Regions from separate parts of the Homo sapiens genome. Here all the other regions are linked to region 1. A link is a contact called in ENCODE Hi-C or POLR2A ChIA-PET data. All regions are on one chromosome and are shown on one strand. The core of a region is the stretch at or near the end of the contact, and the rest is flanking DNA. Distances in the headings are between cores, read along the strand shown. Region 1 overlaps LOC101928923 (a long non-coding RNA gene). Region 2 has its middle 73 kb from the start of NOX3. Region 3 overlaps NOX3 (NADPH oxidase 3).

Evidence for each region. Hi-C counts contacts between places; a loop is a spot of excess contacts on that map. ChIA-PET counts read pairs that join two places held with the same protein, here RNA polymerase II (POLR2A). Pooled maps may share reads with other maps.
Region 2: a loop to region 1 is called in a map of endothelial cell of umbilical vein, with 3 times the contacts of the local background. The contact joins two enhancer-like sites. A Hi-C loop is called at or near these places in 1 of 168 maps with a recorded cell type or tissue (endothelial cell of umbilical vein) and 6 of 50 pooled maps. POLR2A ChIA-PET finds 5 or more read pairs at or near these places in 2 of 52 experiments (MCF 10A and activated B cell).
Region 3: a pooled map shows a loop between it and region 1 (3-fold over the local background). The contact joins two enhancer-like sites. A Hi-C loop is called at or near these places in 5 of 50 pooled maps. POLR2A ChIA-PET finds 5 or more read pairs at or near these places in 2 of 52 experiments (WTC11 and activated T-cell).

What each region holds. Positions count from the first base shown.
Region 1 is chr6:156,165,765-156,169,746 of GRCh38, forward strand. LOC101928923 (a long non-coding RNA gene) reads right to left here. Exons shown (of 9, transcript XR_001744423.2): 4 at 2,572-2,730. Among named protein-coding and RNA genes, the nearest start is that of SNORD28B, 210 kb to the right of the region's middle. Within about 2 kb of position 2,172, at least 11 of the 41 ENCODE cell types and tissues checked have a DNase peak (open chromatin) inside an H3K27ac peak, as active enhancers do; they include endothelial cell of umbilical vein, where a contact is called at or near this core.
Region 2 is chr6:155,526,240-155,530,485 of GRCh38, forward strand. No RefSeq gene overlaps it. Among named protein-coding and RNA genes, the nearest start is that of NOX3, 73 kb to the left of the region's middle. Within about 2 kb of position 2,917, at least 7 of the 41 ENCODE cell types and tissues checked have a DNase peak (open chromatin) inside an H3K27ac peak, as active enhancers do; they include endothelial cell of umbilical vein, where a contact is called at or near this core.
Region 3 is chr6:155,416,313-155,420,283 of GRCh38, forward strand. All of the region lies in intron 10 of NOX3 (NADPH oxidase 3), which reads right to left. Among named protein-coding and RNA genes, the nearest start is that of NOX3, 38 kb to the right of the region's middle. RefSeq lists enhancers at 1,990-2,139, 2,240-2,299. Within about 2 kb of position 2,244, at least 9 of the 41 ENCODE cell types and tissues checked have a DNase peak (open chromatin) inside an H3K27ac peak, as active enhancers do.

The DNA.
Region 1 (3,982 bases), core at 922-3,421:
TCCTCTCTCTCTCTCTCATTTCAATCTCTGTTTCTCCCACCCAACACCACCCAGGAAGTTCAATTTTGAATTGTAATAGATGCACATTTGTTTCTATTAAGTTCTGAATCAAGTCATGAAAATAAGCTAAAAATAGATGAATTAAATATGGAAAATAGTCATTTAGCCACCAGGATTCACTGACCAAAAATTTCAATTCACTCTGAGCATGCCCCACAGAGGCCGAGAGCTCCAGACACCTTCTGATGTGGCTGCCTCAAAATCACAGCCTGCTGTTTTAAGTACAGCTTGAGAAACATGTGTAATATGCGTTACTTTCAAAGCACTATCCCAAATAAAGGCCTGTTTTATCTTCGTGAGAATTTTGAGAGAGGTCCTAGAGAAAACACATTTATGCCCATTTTGCAGATCAGGAAACCGACACATGGAGAGAAATCTGGTTGCCTAGAGCCACAGAGTTGATTCAAAACAAATTCAGCAGCACTAATGTGTCTAACTTCCGTCCTGGCCTATTTTTTTTTATAAAAACAGCTAACTCAATTCTGCCACCATTTCAAGATGTTAAGATCCGTCACTTTGTCACTCATACCCATCCAATCTTTGAAGGAATCTGCTGTTGATATTTAGTCTCTGGGACACAGAATGTATAACTATGAATAACACAATCATATGATTGGGTGTTTTTTTAATGTGCTCCTCAACTGGCACTCAGTCTCAACATGTAACCCATATTTGGAGCCCAAATATGAGAGTGCTTACACCTACTTTATGTACCCTGCTGAACACAAAACCTTTTCATTTCCAAGAAACAACATTTTCATAATTGCATTAGCTCAACCACATTTTCAGAAAAATAACATGGACTCAAATGTATATGTGATGAATGGATTTGCCTTATGAAAATTTCAAGTCGCTTCAAGGTTTTGGTTCTGCATTTCCCACATTCGCATTATAATGATAGCACCATAAAATTTGATATAAATTGCTAGAATCATAAGAAATATTTTCAAAACCCCTTCTTAAAGAAGAGGTGATCATATAATGAATCATGCAAATCAGCAAACAGAACATCAGGAAAAAGGTATAAGCTGGGACCACAAATATAAATGAGGATGTCCAGTTGCCACATTGGGATATAGTATCCATCCCTCTCAATAAAGTCCAAGGGAAATAGGAGGAGAGATTTGTAAAGATCCTGTTGACATCAGATGCTGTGAATGTTCTTTGCTAACCATGACTTACTAAACCCGAACATTGAACCTTTTTGGTGACAACAGTTCATGGTAAAAGAAGTTAAAAACATTTAAATAATATTTTCACTGTGTCTGTTAGTTTGAAGAAATAGTCAGGGTAGGTGGTTGGGGGAAAGAATGAGAAAAAATAAATGTCTTTCCTTTGGGCGAAAGCCAAGGACAACCTCAAAGAAGATATTCTTCAGAGATGAAAAATCAGAGGAATGACTCTAGGAACGCGACTGAAACCCTGGGTGACATGTGACATATGGGGTGAAAGGTTTTTAACACAAGAGGCATACTAAACTTTTGGGGGTGGGCTCTGAGGCTGGGCCCTTTTTTAGGGTTCTTTGTTTTTCATTTTTGTGTGTGGGCTCTCCGTGCTTTGAAGTTCCAGCCAGCAACAAAGAGAAAAACTTGCTCTGGTGTTTTTAGTTTGGCTGAGAGCTGCGATTTAGCTAAGGCTTCCCCCATATATGGACTGTAGGCTGATGCTGCAGGGTTGGCCGAGCCTGTCATAACCCTCTCAGTGTGTCTCTGAAATGGACACGGGCTTGGGATCTTGTAAGGGAACTTGTGAAGCCATCATTACTGTACAGCTACAAAATTCATGAACACAGCTAGAAAGAATAGCCTGTTGCTATTTATCCAAAGAGGTTAAAAAACATCCAGCACACTGCCTATTAAAACGTAAAAGCAGCCGTGAGTTCTTTCATTTTGACTCCAATTCCCTGGCACTGGCTTCATGATCCTGTAGGGACCTTCTCGTTAGGACTTGTTGCTTCCACTTTCAATGTTATTAGTGGCAAAGCGTTAGGCCAACAGTTATGCCCTGTTCTTTTGTTCTTGTAGGAAACATCTGTTCTTTTGTCAGAGAGCACATGCCAAAAACTATGCGATTATAAGCAGCGAGCTCTTCAGGGAGCAGTCAAGTCATCACACACCCTGGAGCACAGACCTTGAAAACTTCCTGCACTCCCGCCTGGGTCCTGGCAGCCTCCTGGAGCTAGAGAATTGCTAAGCTAGTCACAGTGAGGTCCCCAGCCTAGGCCCCCAAGCACCCAGGCTGGAGGGAGGGAGGAAGGCAAGTGGGGAGGCATGGAATGAGGCAGAGAGTGGAAGTTAATTATCGATGAAGCTACATAAAAACATCTTTACATGCTCACTTGGCTAGAGTGTGGGGGCCACCCACATGGATCTGAACCCTCCACACCAGTGCTCACACTGTATCACACACACGGCTCATGCTAACGGGAGAAGGAGCAGAGACTATGCACACTGGGAGGCATGCAGAAAATGATGAAGGAAGCTCTCAGAAGTCCCTGCGGTTCTAACTTACCAGTTCTCTCAAAGGTGCAATGCTTATGGCTCACCCTTGCTTTCAAGGATCCACAAGCAGACTTGGGAGTCACGATGCCTGGGTCTGAATCTGGCCTTCACCCATTCTAGAGCTCTGACACTAAAGCGTTACAAGTTCATTGAGCCTCAGTTTCTTTATCTGTAAAATGATAGCAATAATGGTATCTGTCATATACCTGAGCTAATGTGTAAAATATCAGCATAGCAAAATAAGTTAAATCAATAATCTAAGTTTCTATCTTGAAAGGCTAAAAAAGAACAATAAATTAAACCCCCAAAAAGCAAAAGCAAAGAACAATAAAAATTAGAGTAAAAATAAAGTAGAAAACAAAAAAATAGAGAAAAGGTTGATTCATTAAAAACATTAATAAAGTTGACAAACTCCTAGATAGACTTTAAAAAAGAAAGAGAAAACACAAATTACTAAATTCAGGAATTAAAAAGGAGATATAACTAAAATATTTTCAGACATTAGAAAGTTAAAAAGCAAATATCATAAACAACATTATGTTAACACATTTGGTAAATGAAATGAATGATCTCCTTAGAAATACGATGAAAATCATAGAAGTCTAATATTTAAGTAGCCTTATAACCGTTAAAGAAATGAAATTCACAATCAAAATCTTTGCACAAAGAAAATTTCAGGCCCAACTGGTTTAATGCTAAATTCTTTCAAATATTAAGAGATAAAAGATAACAATCTTTAAACAAAAACACTTTTAGAAAATAGAGGAGGAATGAGCATTTCTCAACTCTTTATGAGTCCAGCGTTACACCAATACCAAGAGTAACACAGACATTTCAAGAAAAAAAATTATAGATAAAAATAATTTTTTAATATATATGTAAAAATTATCAACAAAATATTAGCAAACAGAATCCAGAAATGTATAAAAATAATATTACACCATGGCCAGGAATGATTTATTTAAGGAATGCACAGTCAGTCTACCATTGGATAATAAATCAATATAATTTACCACATTAATAAAGAAGAAAATTCACATATTCGAATAGATGCAGAAGTTGCACTTTCAAATATTCAACACCCATTCATAAGTTCTTAGAAAATTAGGAATAGGAAAACTCCCTTATCACAAGGCACCTATAAAAAACCTACAGTCATAACACACTAAATGGCAAAAAAAAAAAAAAAAAAAATGTAAAAAGAATGCTTTTCCCCGAAGACTGGGCAGAGAAAAGGATGTCTGCTGTCATTACTCACCACTATTATGCAGTAATGTGCTGAAACTCTTATACAGTGCAATAAGGCAAGTAAAAGAGAAAAGGGGCACAAAGGTTGAAAGTAAAAAATTTATTTGCAGAAGATACAACTATCTATCTAGAAAATTCTAAGGTATCTACAAAAAGAGCTACAAAAACTTGAT
Region 2 (4,246 bases), core at 1,667-4,166, 640 kb before region 1:
GAATGGACTGGTGGACTATCAAAGACACCAGAGTGAGGCCTTCTTTCTGTCCATTTGAGCTTAAGAGTATAGCGTCTCAGACCTAGTTGCTTAAGACTTTAGAACGGTTCACTCAAAACAACACTTTTGATTGACCATCTTATAATAAACCCAATGGTGGAGGAAACTCTTCTCCTGAAGCATTCCTGAAATCTTACCTGAGTAGACCTCTCTTCATGCAGGGTCTCTGCAGGCTGAATGCCTGGTACAGACTACCATAGAAAAGCCTTCCTAAAAATTACAGTAGCTGCTAAATGTCTCTTGAAACTTCGTATCAGCATTTTATTAAAAATTCAGGTCTTGATCTCTCAATATATTAACTTGCATGAGAAATGGATTTGGGGATTAAGGGTAAAGAAGCTAACATTTGTTGATAGCATATAATGTGCCAGACTCTTTATGTACATACTTTCATTTAATCCTCATACCAACAATGTGTGGTGCAGTAGATATTGTTATCCCTAATTCACAAATGTGGAAAATGAGCTCAGAGTGGTTAAGTATTTTCCCCTATCCCATGACTTGACAGTGTTATGAACAGGACTGGGAGACCCAAGATACCTCCTTCTCACAACATAGCTGCTGCTGCTGTCACGTCAATGATGACTACTACTGTACACTGAAGGCACCACTATTTAACTACTCACCATTATTACACCATTTCAAATTAAATGAATGTACAGATTTATGACTTTTGCAACCCTTGCAATTCTGTTATTAGCCTATAATTGAGATCGTTCAAGCATCCTCCATCTTGAATTGCTTGCTGTACAATATCCCTGCCAAAAGTCTGGCTGGCAAAGTTGATAGAGCAGCATAGAAACAACCATTGTCCATTAGGAAGGCTACCTTCAAAAGGACAGAAAATAATAAGTGTTCGCAAGGATGTAGAGAAATTGAAACTCTTATGTACTGTGGGTGAAAATGTAAAATGGTGCAGCCATTATGGAAAGCAGTGTGAAACTTCCTCAAAAAAATCAAAAATAGAATTATCATATGATCCAACAATCTTACTTCTAGGTATATATCCAAAGAAATTGAAAGAATGATTTCACAGAGATATTTGTGCAACATTTTCATTGTAGCACCATTTACAATAGCCAAGAGGTAGAAGCAGTCCAAATGTTCGTCAATGGATGAATGGGCAAATAAAATGTGGTATATACACAGAATGGACTATTATTCAGCATTAAAAGGAGAAAATTTAAAAAGCACAAATACTGTATAATTCCACTCATATGAGGCATTTAAGATAGTCAAAAGCATAGAAAGAAAGTAAAATGGTGGTTGCCAAGGGTTGAGGGAAAAGGTGTTTAATGGGTAAAGTTTCAGTTTTGCAAGATGAAAAGTGCTACAGATATATTGCACAACAATGGGAATGTACTTAAGACCACAGAACTATACACTTAAATGGTTAAGATGGTAAATGTAATCGCATGTGCTTTTTACCGCGATAAAAAATATTCAAGGAAGAAAGGTTATCTACTGATTAGTACCTAATCACCATTGCCACTTGAAAATCCAAGACAAGAATTAGCAATATATTTTTATCTTAGTTGACAGTAGGATCTTGGATAATTAATATTTGTTGGTGGTTTATTTTTAGGGACAAGAAACATCATTATAGATGCTTCTCCTGTATCATCTCTCTTTCAAACAACTGATATTTGATGGTGTATCTAAATTCATTCCTTTTGGTATGATATGGCTTTCTTTTGGCATTGGTGGTATTTTAATGGGCAAAATAAGTAATAAGGCACTTGTTATTTAAAAATTAGAAGTGAGCATTCTAGTCATCCATTTCTTCAAATTTTCTAAGCTCTACCCTTCTTCCAAGTTAGGTCACCCAAATGCTATATGCCTGGAGAATATTAGTGTTTCCCTTTCTGTAGAAGTGGTTCGACAAATTCCCAATACATTAACATGTTTTTGACCTTTATCCAGGGTCAATCTAAGAAATGGCTTTATGAAGAATACCTCTCTATCATTTGTAAAATTGCTATTAAACACAATGTTAATTTATGTTTCTTATAAAACACACTTGCATTCAATCTCTCTGATTTTTTTTATTTTTTATTTTTTAGTTTGGGAATGTTTGTCTATTTTTCTTATGTGACTATATTCTTCATTTATTATAAAATGAGAATGATATCACCCATTCTGTTTTCTCTTTACCTAGCCTCTAGGAAATCCAGAGTCTATGTTTATATGAAATTTAATAATTATTTAGCCCAGATTTCTGGCATCATTACCAACATCATCACTATTAAGCATTACATCATTGCTTTGTATTTCTTTGTGAATGAACTTTAATCCTGTTACGGATTTAACTGTAATTTCTGAGCTTGTATTCCTTATCAAACAGCAGGGAAGTCTCCCAATTTGTCATTGGAAGGCTTTTCACTTCTGTGCTATTACCTATTGAAGCATTTCTCAAATGTTTAAAAACTGTCCCTAAAGGCAGAAAGAATGAATGAAAATCCTGAAGGGGTTTGGGAGTGTATCTCAAGTAGCTCAGTGCTGGCATAATATTTCTTTGTATTTTATGTTTTATCTCCTCCAAAAACACATCTGCATTTTTTAGAGATAAAAAGATAATTTTTAAATCACTTATCAGTCAACATACTTACCTTTTCCTTTTTAAATCTTTGAGTAAAATTAATACTCAAGGTAGATGTACTATTTTTATCTTGTGACTTTGAAACCCCTTTGATTCCTGACACTAAATGTAACACAAGAGAGACATTGAGAGCTGAAAGTAAACCTGCAAATAACCTTTCCCAATCCCTTCATTTCCTGTGTAATGAAACTTGGGTACAGAAAAGTTCAACCAAGATCTCCCAGAATAGATTTTGTTTCTGGTCTCCTGGGCCAAAGGACTTCCTGTTACATCACATGCCTCATTCTATGGCCTTGCAGCCTAATGAATCATACAAGAAGGCAGGATCAGATGATCTGCAGCTCCCTTTCCAGCCCTACTATTTTGTTTTTGTGCTTCTGAAAGCCATGACTACACTGAGCTCAATAATATAAGTGGAGTTAAAAATAATTAAAGACGTCAATAGCTGTCATGAAGATGCCCAATATTGTGTAAAGTAGTTTGCATCCTAAACACACGACTCACATGAGAATATTTTGAAGGATGCAGCAATGCTCCTAGAACACTCTGTACACAGAGGTGGGTGAAAGTTTGCATTTAAATTTCAACGTTCTGTTCACCTCTATTTTTATATCAGAATGTAAATGTCACAAAGACAGATATCATCAACAGGGGGATATTGTTTGTACGTATCAGTTTCTGGATATAGATTCAGGTCCCTGAGTTATTATTCTTTAGTTAGTGCTGTCCAATAGAGCTTTCTGGGGTCATGAAATGTTTAATATCTGCTCTGTACAGTATGGTGGCCACGAGCCTCATGCGGCTATTGAACACATGAAATGTGGCTAGTGCAACCAAAGATCTGAATTTTATTATTTATTTATTTATTTTTATTTACTTATTATTATTATTATTTTTTGAGGTGGAGTCTTGTCTTGCTCTGTTACCCAGGATGGAGTGCAGTGGCACGATCTCGGCTCACTGAAACCTCCGCTTCCTGGGTTCAAGTGATTCTCCTGCCTCAGCCTCCCAAGTAGCTGGGACCACAGGCGCCTGCCACCTCACCCAGCTAATTTTTGTATTTTTAATAGAGACAGGGTTTCATCATGTTGACCCGGCTGGTCTCCAACTCCTGACCTCAAGTGATCCACCCGCCTAGGCCTCCCAAAGCGCTGGGATTACAGGATGAGCCACTGCACCTGGCCTGAAGATCTGAATCTTAAAAGTTAAGTGTAATAAATGTAAATAGCACATATGGCTTCTGGTGACTGTATTGGACAGTGCAGCCTCTGGGTCTTATAAAAGAGGAGAGATATAGAATTGGAGGAATGAGGTGATCAACTTTCAAAACACAGATACGAAGAACAGGCAAGTCATTTTCTTTTACTTCAAGTCTTTCCAAAGATATCAAATTAATCATTGTTAATCATATTAAGAAATATCTCAGGAGAGGAAAAATATTTATCTTTTTCTTAAAAAAAAGACAATTTAGTGACAGTCATAAAATTAACTGCTTTAAAACGGGGGAAAAAAGTGAACACTAATGCCATCTTGTGGATTCTGGATGCTGGGACATGCTCAGGTTTTGTGAACGTGTGTTCAGTGACA
Region 3 (3,971 bases), core at 994-3,493, 750 kb before region 1:
CTCTGTGAAAAGATAAAGACTGGTGTTTAGAAAATATATTACCTCCTCAATAAATGATCACTCTTATTGTCCTGGTTTTTATTTTGTTTTTGTTAAGGGAATCCTGGATTAATACAATAGCAAATAAGAAGAAATAAAAGAAGAAATATTTCTTCTTAATGATAAGCCTACCTAATGTGTAAAAGTTCTAGTTTAAAGTGATACAGTTATAAAATTGTTTTTCTGGTGAACCATTATAAGGCCAAGACCAGGCTTTGTCAATAATTTTTCATCCTTAAGACATTTTCTGAATGTGATTATCCTCAATGTTAACTATTTCATGACTATATTGCTACTTCGCCCTGTGGCTGAGGACTGATCTCTTTTGGGCCTCCGTTTGGTCTAATTACAGTTAATAATCCTTGTTGGACAACTGAAACATCTGAAACATTCTTTTTTTTTTTTTTTTTTTTTTTTGAGACGGAGTCTCGCGCTATCCTCCAGGCTGGAGTGCAGTGGTGCAATCTCAGTTCACTGCAACCTCCACCTCCCAGGTTCAAGCAATTCTTATGCCTCAGCCTCCCGAGTAGCTGGGATTACAGGCACCTGACACCACGCCCGGCTAATTTTTGTATTTTTAGTAGAGATGGGGTTTTGCCATGTTGGTCAGGCTGGTCTCCAACTCCTGGCCTCAGGTGTTCCGCCCACCTCGACCTCCCAAAATGCTGGGATTGCAGGTGTGAGCCACCACACCTGGCCTGAAACATTATTTAATAGCAGAATGATTCCATAAATTGTGGCCTATCCACACTATGGAATACTCTAAAGACACCAAACAAAATGAAATAGATCATCAGGTATTGACACTGACGGTGCCCGAAGTTATGCTTTAATGAAAAACAAAACAAATTACACTTCCTCTGCCTTCTACACACACACACCCCTATTTATGCATGAATGTGTATAGGTATATGCATATAAATGCATGGAAAAGGAATGGAATGAGACATATTCAACTGTTTAATGGTGAGTTTCTTAGGGAGCAAAGTTGGGGAGGTGTTTAGTTTGGGGAGGGAGGTGAAGGGAGATTTTAAAATGTTTGTGTATTTCATTGGACTCTTTTGCAAGAAGACTGTAGTCACGCAATCTGTGGTTAATAAACCAAGATATTAAACATATTAATACTGGTCACTTCCGCACAGAGCAATGGTGAGGGCTGATGGGGTACTGAGGCCTTTTGAGGCCCTCCGAGGAAAGACAAGAAGCATACATTTCTTTAGGAGAAGCATGAATGGCCCCTCCTAAAGAGGCCAACTGATGGCAGGAATCTTGGTGATTAGTAGAGATGATCAGTTCCAGGAGTAGTCAGAGCTCCAGTGTGAGGGAAAGTGAAAGTAAATAATTTCTCAAAGTAAACAGATTAAATTAAATGCATTTTTCATTCACTAGAAAAGAGAGCAGGCCCTCCTTTGTTTTATTAATATATTTTAGTAGAGTATGGATTTTTTGTCTTTTTTGGCCTCTTTCCCTTGTTCCCACTGGCCCGTGCTGTCTTTTTATTTGAATTATCTGTTTATTATATTAGGTTAAGAACCCAAAGGCCATTTTGCATGGGACACACTATAAATACCCATTATCATGGTTATATATTATGGAGCTGATGAAGGAAGACAATTTATGAAGAAATGAGATTATCTCAGTTCTTGTATAATCTGTTGTATCGTAGTCTGAAGACTACATATGCAGTTAAGAAAACGAACCGCATCTTGCAGTTGGCAGTTGTCTCAGTCCTGACTGCACAGCTGTGATATTAGGGAGAACTAAAATGTGTAAGCCAATCTATTTATGTCAGCAATCCTCCCCCTCCCTCCCCATTCATACACACCTATTTCATTCATCATTTTGACAGTTTGCACAAGCAAACCGTCCTAATTTTTTTTCAAGAGCTCTTTTCACAAATTGAGTGTGATGTAGAATTAATCATACCCGTTAGGCAGGAGGTGGAGGACTTTATTGCTAGAGGGCATTTTTCACCCCCAGCATTCAGCTTCCTCCATATTGCATCACAGAGAATTCTCAACCACCCTCAGCCTTCCCTCATCCCACAGGGGCACAGCGTTCTCAGCTGCCTTCAACTCAGTGAAGTTTGGCTCTTACTTCTGCGTTGAAAATATTTCTTTCATGTATTACAACTTTTTTCCATTTTCATCACAGCAAGCCATCATTATACTTCTTGTTATTTGGCCTTCTTGGGAAATCCCCTCCTGCCCATTCTTCCCCCTCCCCTTCCACTCCCCGCCCCCTCCCAGATCTTTCAAAACAAAAGTACTTAGAAACAAAGATATTTTAAGACATCAGCTTCAAATGGAAAGTACTACTTATGACGCTTCCCACTGAGGAAGTGGCAGGCGCCTTATTGGTTGTGCTCCTGCATTTTACTTAGAAGTTTTCTAGAATAATGCAACAGAGGAGAAGGGTAAAGAAGTTCTAGTTTGCAACGGTGACAATTGAGAAAACTTTGGTGCACATTTTTTCCTATAGACTTGCAACTTGAGTTTTGTGTGTAAAAATGTATGCCTTATGCCAACCAGTGTTTTTACACATGGAGGAAAAAAAAATCCCACCTAATCGCAGTTAACCATTTAAGCTTAAAATTCTGGCTCTCAACGCCTATGCGAGTTGTCCTTTCCTTCCTTATTACAAAAGAGGACAATCTGAAAACTATAGTCCAGACTTAAAATTGTGAAGACACCGTTAGATAAATATGTACTGCTTTGCTCTGTGGCACTTCAAAAATTATATAGACTCTGACAGTTTAGTGGAAGGAGTAGTCTTTATATCTCAAAAGCATGTAGGTAGCCCTGACAAATATTAGTTACATAAGCCTAATAGTAGCTATACTCAAACCAACACAAAGTTGCTTTAAAAGAGAGAAACTTCCTAAACCTGTTCTCATGCCTGCAGACGCTTAAGGAATTGGATCTGAACTGTAATTTTCAGCCCAAACTTTCAATAGCATGAAAACCTCACTTCTTCCATGAAAGAACTTTGAAGCAGAAATCAGAAACACATGCTCAGGTCCTGACTCAGTGGTGAACAAGCTGGGTGACTTTGGACAAATCATCTCCGCTCGAGGTGCAGATACTGACTTTCATGGTCCTATGCAAAGCTAGGAGATTAGGACCTTTAAGTTATTTTATGATTCCACACTTTAGCTTCCTTTCTCCCATATGACATTATTTCTGCCCTTATTTTCACCTGAGTCGTGTCCAAATAGTCCCTCACATTTTTATAAGCGATGAAAACATTGCTTTTATATTTTTTACTCTACTGTTTCTGTTTCTTGGAATAGAGATCAATGTCCCTATTTTATGGTTTTGTGGTGACTGCAGTGCTGAAAGCCTTGAGAAACGCCACAAGCAGAGCCCAGGAATGACAATGGAATGCTGAGAAAGGAGGCAAAATTAAGATTTTGTAGGCTCCTGTATGAATTTTAAAATTTTTGGGGGTTCTTATAAGATTTTTCCTCTATATTCCTAGTAAAATAATTGGAATTTAGTAAAAATCATTGAAGAATTTTTTTGGTTACATAAACAAAACCTTAATACCCTTAAATTTTAAAGAAAATTGTGTACAGAAGCCATTGTTTATTCTTTTTGGACATGTAGACATTTATTCACTCATTGATTTATTCAATATTTTTACTATATATATAGTTATCACATGTTGTATGTGTATATATATATATGTATGAAGATATCCAGAGAAGCTATGTTCAAGGAACTCACAGTCTGTTAGAGAAAATAAGATTATTTCACGAATCTTAATACAGGAAAGATATGTGACATAACAGTAGGGCAGCAAAGGAGTGGTGGAGGTTAAGAGAAGGGGGAGGTGATTGTGAGTCGGGTGTAATGACAATGAGACTTTGCATGTCTCTGAGCAGGACTTGAAATATTAGTTGGATTAGTGAGTGAATGAAAATGAGACAC